2 separate regions of the Homo sapiens genome follow, and region 1 is linked to region 2. The links are chromatin loops, found by intact Hi-C in ENCODE. Cell type or tissue: mammary epithelial cell. All regions are shown on one strand.

Region 1 (4,000 bases), 170 kb before region 2:
TCCTCCTCTCCCCTCCTCCCCTCCCACCCCAGGCCCTGCCCTTCCCTGGCACCCAACTCCCTTACTCAGACCTCATCCGGCCCCACCCTGACCCAGGTGTGGGGGTCCCGGGGCTCCAAGCCACCAGGCTGTGTGGACAGCCCCTCTTCTCAGCAGTCACCGTGGCCACCCCAGCTGTGTCCAGGGCTGGAGTCAGAGCCTGCTCAGGTAGGAGGGACACGGTGCCAGGGGCCGGTCGGGGGCGGCGACAATGGAGTGCATGGCACAACCCACTAGAGGGGTCGAGTGCCCCGCTGGGGATTTCAGCAAAAGTCCTTTCTGCCCTGAAAGCAAGAGTAAGACCCCGGCTCTAACAGGTCCTAGTTGACGTTGTCCATGGCTGGCTGCCCCCAGCACCACAGCTCTGCTGTGCCCACGGCCCCGACCACTGCCAGGCTCCCCTGGACCCTCCCTGCCATGTCCCTCCACCCCCCACAATGCCCCCCAGACCCTCCCCACAATCCCCGCAATGCCCCCCACCCCCCGCAATGCCCCCGGACCCTCCCCACAATGCCACTCACTTCCCCACAAGGCCCCCCACCCCCGCTGCAAGGCACCCTGAACCCCCCCCCACGAGGCGCATCCCTGCTGCAGGCCGTTGGCAGGTGTTGCTGGTTCCAGCATTCCTTACAAATGGGAGCCTGCAGCCTGCGGTCCTGCATGTCCGGACTCCAGTAGTTTGCAGCACAGCTGCCTCCCTTCTGCTGCCGGGGCCTGGCCGAGGGATCGCTGCCGCTGCTAAGGGGTGGCTGTCTGGGTCCAGCGCTGGGTGGGCAGTCGCTAAAGAAGTTGCTGTGAATGCTGCTGCCTCAGCCTCTGCTTTCGTTTGCCCTGGGTAGAACCCAGGGGCGGAATCACTGGGCAGGTGGAAGCTGTCTCGCTGTCTCCCTGTTCCCCAAAGCAGCTTCAGCCGTGCCGCGGACACTCACCGGCAAGGGACGAGCCCTCCTGTTTCCCCCCTGCAAGCACCTGGAATTTACTGGATATTAGGTGCACTTGGGAAAGGAATTTCTTTTCATAAAAGGCGACTGAAAATCCCTTTGTGAGACACTGACTGTGCTGGATCAGAGATTTTGTAAATTTGGGTTTGGCCTATGGGGTAAATGGTAGGGCCTGTGCTGGAGAGGCCTTTGCTGTGTGGGGTGTGCAGCTCCCCTGGAAGGCCCTGGGCAGTGGAGCAGCCTGGATGGGGCCCCCCCTGCATCAGGATAGGGGCTCGGTTCCAGCACTATCATATCCCCCCACCATGCCCACCCCTGCTACCCTCCACCCACACCCCCAGCTGCTTCAGCCCAGAGCAAAAATGGTGAGGGAGAAGGTGTCCTGGGCGGGCCTTGGTCCCGAGAACAAGGCAGCAGGTGGCCCATGCCTGGGGGGCAAAGGATCGCATGAATGAACTGTGTCCCCGGCTGGGGGGTGGATGTCTGGTGGCAGGTGCCTGGCGGCGGGTGATTGGTTTGCCAGGCGCCCTCACAGACTGCCCCACGTCTGGCCTGTCTCCAGGCGGCTCTGGCGTGGCTGGGGTTTGGTTTCTGATCGTTGCTCCCCGACCAGAGCTGCTGCAGGGCAGTGGGAGTGGACGCCACGTTCCCCAAACTGGCCTCAAGTTCAAAGGGGCTTTTTCAGACACCCCCAGGTCCCACCTTCCCGCCTTCCCAATAGAGCGTGGAGGACATGGTCTTCTGGGGTCCACGGCGGGGAGGGTGGGGTGCACCGGCGCGTGGATGCAGGGGTCTCAAGGCCCCAAGCCACACTTCACATGAGTTATTCCTCAACAAAGAAGCACCTGCCATTTAGAGCTGCTGAACTCCCAGGCATTCCAGGAACAGTGTGCTTCAGGAAGTGGGTTGCACCTCCAACCAGCAGGCTCCGCTGTTTACCTGCCCGGGCACGCTCCGCTGTGGGAGGCCATCCCCGTGGAATGGACCTCAAGGCGGCCCGCCGCTGCAGGTGGCAGCAGTGACTGCGCTTGTGGGGTGAGGCGGCCCTGGCCGGGGAGGATGGCTGGAGCTGCTTGGCAAAGACTTGCGCTCTTCCTGCCCTGAACCTGCACAGCATCACAGGTGCGCTCCTGGCCACCTGGAGGGTCAGCCCCGGGAGGTGGCGTGGTGCACGGGCCCCTTTCTGCCCCTAGGAAAGCACTTGGTGCAACCCATGCTGTCTGGCACCTTCCCTCATCACTCACAAGGGCAGGTTTTTCCATCTGAATTCCAGACAGATGACAGTCCCAGCTGGAAGCGAGGCTGCCAAGGCCAACGGCCAGGCTGTTCCAGACTCCGGCTTTTCCCAGGCCAAGTGCCCAGCCCCATGCAGGGGTCAGGGGAGGCCAGTTCTCCTGGGACTGACCCAGGGCCCAGAGGCGTCGCGTGCCCCAAGCCACCGGGACAGGTGCACAGGCTGGCACTGGCCCAAGGCTGGGTAGTTCTGGTCTGTCACTTTTGCCCACCTGCAGCCAAGGAGACCCAGGCTGGGAGGGCCTGGGGGGTGAGTGAGGTCACAGCAGGACACAGCCCCAACGGTCAGCAGCCTGGAGACTCCGGTCCAAGCCCCAGCCCCCTCTGCCCTCCCCGCATGGGGCCCCTGCAGACCCCACTGCCAGCTAGGCCTGGGATCTTCCTGTCACCTCCAGCCAGCCCAACGGGACCTCCTGGCAAGCCCCCCCCCCCACCCCCGCTTCCCTGAAGCCCACAGCAACCCACAGGCCGAGCGGCCTGGGCTGTTGGGTATTTCATGGCCCCGACGGGAGCCCCTTTGGCAGAGCCCACCACTGGGCTGCTCTCCAACCGAGTGCTCTCCTGTTTCACAGCTAAGGGACCTCGGCTCGAAGGACCACCCAGGCTGTGCCTGGGGCCCAGTGCTGGAAATCCCGGGAGTGGACACATGCAGGTGCCTGGGACTGACGGGTCCTCACAGGGCGTTGGGCCGGGCTCCGTCCGTCCAGGTGGCCTCCGGCACCCCACAGCGCGATTAAAAACACAGAGCTGTGTCTCACCCCAGAACTAGGAGTTGGCGGGAAACTGGAGCCGCTGCCCCCCTGCCCTTCAGCCAAATCTGGCCACCCTGAGCCAAAATTCCTCCCGGGGGCTGGGAGTCAGGCCGGGGCTGGGCCTGGGGCCTGACGGGGAGGGGCTGTCTCTGTCCCAGGCTCTCCTCCCCATCCTCCCTCCGTCTTCCCCTGGCCTCCAGTGATGGGGAGGGGCTGTCTCTGTCCCAGGCTCTCCTCCCCCATCCTGCCTCCGCCTTCCCCGGCCTCCAGTGATGGGGAGGGGCTGTCTCTGTCCCAGGCTCTCCTCTCTGTCCTCCCTCCGCCTTCCCCTGGCCTCTAGTGATGGGGAGTGGCTGTCTCTGTCCCAGGCTCTCCTCTCTGTCCTCCCTCCGTCTTCCCCTGGCCTCCAGTGATGGGGAGGGGCTGTCTCTGTCCCAGGCTCTCCTCCCCGTCCTCCCTCCGCCTTCCCCTGGCCTGTAGTGATGGGGAGTGGCTGTCTCTGTCCCAGGCTCTCCTCTCTGTCCTCCCTCCGCCTTCCCCTGGCCTCTAGTGATGGGGAGTGGCTGTCTCTGTCCTCCCTCCGCCTTCCCCTGGCCTCTAGTGATGGGGAAGGGCTGTCTCTGTCCCAGGCTCTCCTCCCCATCCTCCCTCCGCCTTCCCCTGGGCAGCTGGGGGCCAGAAGCCTTCTCCCTGGGACGCTAAGAGGCAGTCCCGGGGGGTGTGGGTTCAGGGGTGGAGGGAGGGGCCCAAGGAGAGGCAGGAGCCAGCGTACCCACCTCACCATGGGCAGGACTCCAGGGCCAGTGGGCGAGAGCACGGGAAGGGGGCTGGGCGGACAGCGAGGTAGGGATGCCAGCAAGTTCTGACCCGGGCTGAGGGGTCTGGGCTCCCCTCTGAGGACTGCATCCTCCAGAGCCCTGAACACGGCGCGGCCACCCAGGGAGGGCCCAGAGCAGGGAGGCGGCCACACACGCC
Region 2 (4,000 bases):
AAATTGCAAAAATAGTACAGAGAACTTCCGTTTTCCCAGATTCCCACTCCGTTAGTGTTTCACCAAACCCGCATGTTCAGTCTCTCTCCCTCTCCTTAAACATTCGAGGGGCAGTTGCAAAGGTGACGCTTTCCCTGCAGGCATCCTCTTCTGTGCCTGCCCTGGTGAGAACTGCTATGGCAACTGTGTCCTAATGGCCGACCTTCTCCAGGCTTCACCCACCGTCGCTCCTGCCCTTCACTGATAGGCCCTGTGTCACACTGAACCCTCCTGTCGCTTTAATCCTCTTCTATGTGTGGCCATCCTCAGCCTTTGTCTTCTGTGACATTGATATTTTTGAAGAGCACAGCATTAGTGATTTCGTCGAACGTCCCTCAGTTAGGATTTGTTGGATGTTTCCTCTTGATTAGATCTAGGTTAGTTACCTTTGGCAGGAACTCTAGAGGTGAAGTTGTGTCCTCTCAGGGCACCATGGCCGTGTTACCCTGGTGTCGTTTTGTGCCGTGGACAATGATGCTGGCTGTGAGCACTTGGCTGAGGTGGTTGAAGAGCAGCATCCCAAACAGGGCTCTGGAGTGCAGAGTGACCTCTGCAGCCACTCTGCTCAAGCGTCTCCGCGTGCTCTGCAAGGCTCCAAACCGGAGAGGTGCTCTGTAGGTCACCCCGTTACGTAAAATCACAGACTGGAAAGAGTTTGTTAGATTTTCTTTCTTTTTTATTTTTGGAGACAGTCTTGCTCTGTTGCCGAGGCTGCAGTGCAGTGACATGATCTCGGCTCATTGCAACCTCTGCCTCCTGAGTTCAAGCGATTCTCCTGCCTCAGCCTCCGGAGTAGCTGGGATTACAGTCACGCGCCACCACACCTGGCTGATTTTTGTATTTTTAGTAGAGATGGGGTTTCACTATGTTGGCCAGGCTGATCTCGAACTCCTGAGCTCAGGTGATCTGCCTGCCAAGGCCTCCCAAAGTGCTGGGATTACAGGCGTGAGCCACCGTGCCCAGCCAGACTTGTTTTTTAAACAGGCAGAAAGGAGCTCACCCATGGAGCATTTTTTCTGAGTCGCCTGAGTTATCTGTGTCACGGCAGAAAAGGACGTCAGGAGTCTGGGGGAAGCAGGGCCATCCTGGAGGCCACAGCCCAGGCAGGTGCCAAGGCCAAAGGCAGCTCTTCTGTGCTTGCCTCTCAGAGTGGGACTGCCTGGGACCAGACCTGCTGCTCCTGAGCTGTGTTGGCCCTGGCCTTGTCTCCTCTGCATGTCAAGGACACATGACCTGCTTGAATGGCAGGGGCTTTTGTTATGCAGGTTCCCAGCCATGCCGTCACTCCACAGAAGCACAAACATGGTTTTCGGGGACTTTGGATGTTTCTGGAGGGGTCTGACTCTGGGTCTGTGTTCATGAGATCCACATTCACAGGCGTGGCTGCGAAGAGGCCCCTAGACCTTGGGATGTGTGCTGAGCCCTTAAGACATGAACCACCACTAGAATCGGCTAAGCTCCAGGGACACAGCAGTTGCGCCTGTGGTGGAGATTGTCCCAGACGGACGTTTGTCCCGTTGCTGTGACGCAGATGGTGGATGGGCTGTGGGGCTGCTTTCAAGTACTTTTTTTTTTATTTCCCGAGATGGAGTCTTGCTCTGTTGCCAGGCTGGAGGGCAGTGGCGTGATCTCAGCTCACTGCAGTCTCCGCCTCCCAGGTTCATGCCATTCTCCTGCCTCAGTCTCCCGAGTATTTGGGACTACAGGCGCCCACCACCACGCCTGGGTAATTTTTGTATTTTTAGTAGAGATGGGGTTTCACCATGTTAGCCAGGATGGTCTCGAACTCCTGAGCTTGTGATCCGCCCACCTCGGCCTCCCAAAGTGCTGGGATTACAGGCGTGAGCCACCGGACGTGGCCTCAAGTACTTTTTTGAAACTGGTTGTAGGGAATAGTTTGACAAATCGGCTAGTTGGTTGAACTTGCTTTGCATAAAGAGACATCACTAAATATAACTCTCCTTAAAGTTGGGGACTTATTTAAATCTGATTCATTTCTGTGGGGCTGTATGATGTTGGTTAATACTGAAGTCTTGCAACAAAGTCTGGCTTTGTTCCTAAGGAACCTGTCTTTGGAGTCCTTAGAGCTTCTTCGTGAGTCTGTTAATTCATAAACTCCAGACCATTGGCCTGCACGTTGCATTTGTAATAATTTCCATTCCCACAAGAAACTAGAACAGGAGAATGAGAGAGCCAGGCTGGGAGAAGGATGTTTGCGACACTGAATCCAGTTTAAGTTGTTGGTTTGTTCAAGTGAAGGAAATGGAATTTTTATCAGGGCCCTCTGAACAGGTTTGAAACTTTACTTAGGGATTTGCCATTCTGCTTTCTGCCACCTAGTGTTCCTTTCCTGTAGTGCATCTCTTAACCTGTCCCTTCCTTCCATTTTTGGTCAGACGTCTCAGGCTTGTAAACAGATTCCTAGTCTATACTGAGCTTCATTACAAATCTTGCAGAATCCAGTGAGGTTTTTTTTTTTTTTCTTTTTTTCCAAGACAGAGTCTCGCTCTGTCGCCCAGGCTGGAGTGCAGTGGCTCGATCTGGGCTCACTGCAACCTCCGCCTCCCACGTTCAAGCAATTCTTCCTGCCTCAGCCTCCCAAGTAGCTGGGATTACAGGTGTGGGCCACCATGCCCGACTAATTTTTTTTTTGTTTTTAATAGTGGCAGCGTTTCACCATATTGGCCAGGCTGGGTTCGAACTCCTGACCTCAGGTGATCTGCCCGCCTCGGCCTCCCAAAGTGCTGGGATTACAGGCGTGAGCCACTGCTCCCAGCCCCAAATAAAGTACTTTTAGGAACACACAGTGCCAGGAATTGGGATAGGCTGACTGTATGAGACAGCCCCCTCATCAGCCTAGTGTCTTCCAGACACTTAAACTCCATCATTGACCCCAAGTGCTTCTGTGGAGGAAAGTTGCAGGGCCAGGGAAGAGGCACCTCAGGCCTTGGGAAGTCAGGGGCCCTTCTAGCCAAGACACCAGCTGCATGTGGACCTGCACTGAGCTCATTGCCCTGCAGCCATGTGGGGAAGACACAGGTCCCAGGAGGATCTAACCCCCGGCATCTGGTTTCGCCCCCACCTCCGTTCTGTTGTAATATTTTGCGGCTCTTTTTAGTGTCATGAGGCAACTCATCCAAAATTATTCCACAGTTTTTAATTTCTAGTTTTGAAAAGGGGAACAAGGATTTCCAAGGTAACTGAACTCCATAGAGAACCTGAAAACAGTTTTAATGTATCTTGTTTCGAATGTAACCTACATTCAAATAAATTATAATTATAGTGTGGGTGTCCATGCAGTCACAACCCAGGTAAAAGAAATAGGTCACTGTCACCGGGCGCGGTGGCTCACGCCTGTAATCCCAGCACTTTGGGAGGCTGAGGCGGGCGGATCACAAGGTCAGGAGATCGAGACCATCCTGGCTAACATGGTGAAACCCCGTCTCTACTAAAAATACAAAAAAAAAAAAAAATTGGCGTGGGGGCGGGCGCCTGTAGTCCCAGCTACTCGGGAGGCTGAGGCAGGAGAATGGCGTGAACCTGGGAGGCGGAGCTTGCAGTGAGCCGAGATTGTGCCACTGCACTCCAGCCTGGGCGAAAGCAAGACTCTATCACAAAAAAAAAAAAAAAAAAAAAAAAAAAAAAAGAAATAGGTCATGGTCAGCACAAAAGCATAGAAAATGGCACAGTGAACCCCCACGCCTGTCATATGATCCACATTTTGCTCATTTCTACATCCATCTGCATGGACGGCTTTTATTTTTTTAAACTGTCTATTGAAGTATACTGTCTATACAGAAAAGTGTGTGTATCGTGCGTATGCAACTGATGCATTTTTACACACAGGAACTCTCACTGACGCAGTCAGAATCTAGATGAAGAAAAAGCAAGTTGGCCGGGCACGGTGGCTCACGCCTGTAATCCCAGCACTTTGGGAGGCCGAGGTGGGCGGATCATGAGG

The links. A loop is a pair of places that touch in the nucleus more often than their neighbours do. Peaks named below come from ENCODE experiments on the same cell type or tissue, not always from the same donor. Only the 100,000 strongest peaks of a DNase experiment are listed, where the experiment ranks them.
Region 1: it touches region 2 in a loop (10-fold over the local background); 2 of 110 quality-filtered maps call a loop at or near these places.

What each region holds. Positions count from the first base shown.
Region 1 is chr17:82,382,849-82,386,848 of GRCh38, forward strand. LOC124904092 (a long non-coding RNA gene) reads left to right here and starts at 1,976. Exons shown (of 3, transcript XR_007065959.1): 1 at 1,976-2,102; 2 at 2,846-2,925. RefSeq lists an enhancer at 2,477-3,162. In mammary epithelial cell, a CTCF peak has its summit at 1,905; DNase peaks (open chromatin) are centred at 1,943 and 2,193; H3K4me3 peaks cover 198 bases; H3K27me3 peaks cover 383 bases.
Region 2 is chr17:82,552,232-82,556,231 of GRCh38, forward strand. The region is part of intron 1 of FOXK2 (forkhead box K2); the gene reads left to right. Among named protein-coding and RNA genes, the nearest start is that of FOXK2-AS1, 34 kb to the right of the region's middle. RefSeq lists an enhancer at 23-647 and a silencer at 1,114-1,285. In mammary epithelial cell, a CTCF peak has its summit at 2,380 (motif pointing left); a DNase peak (open chromatin) is centred at 2,390.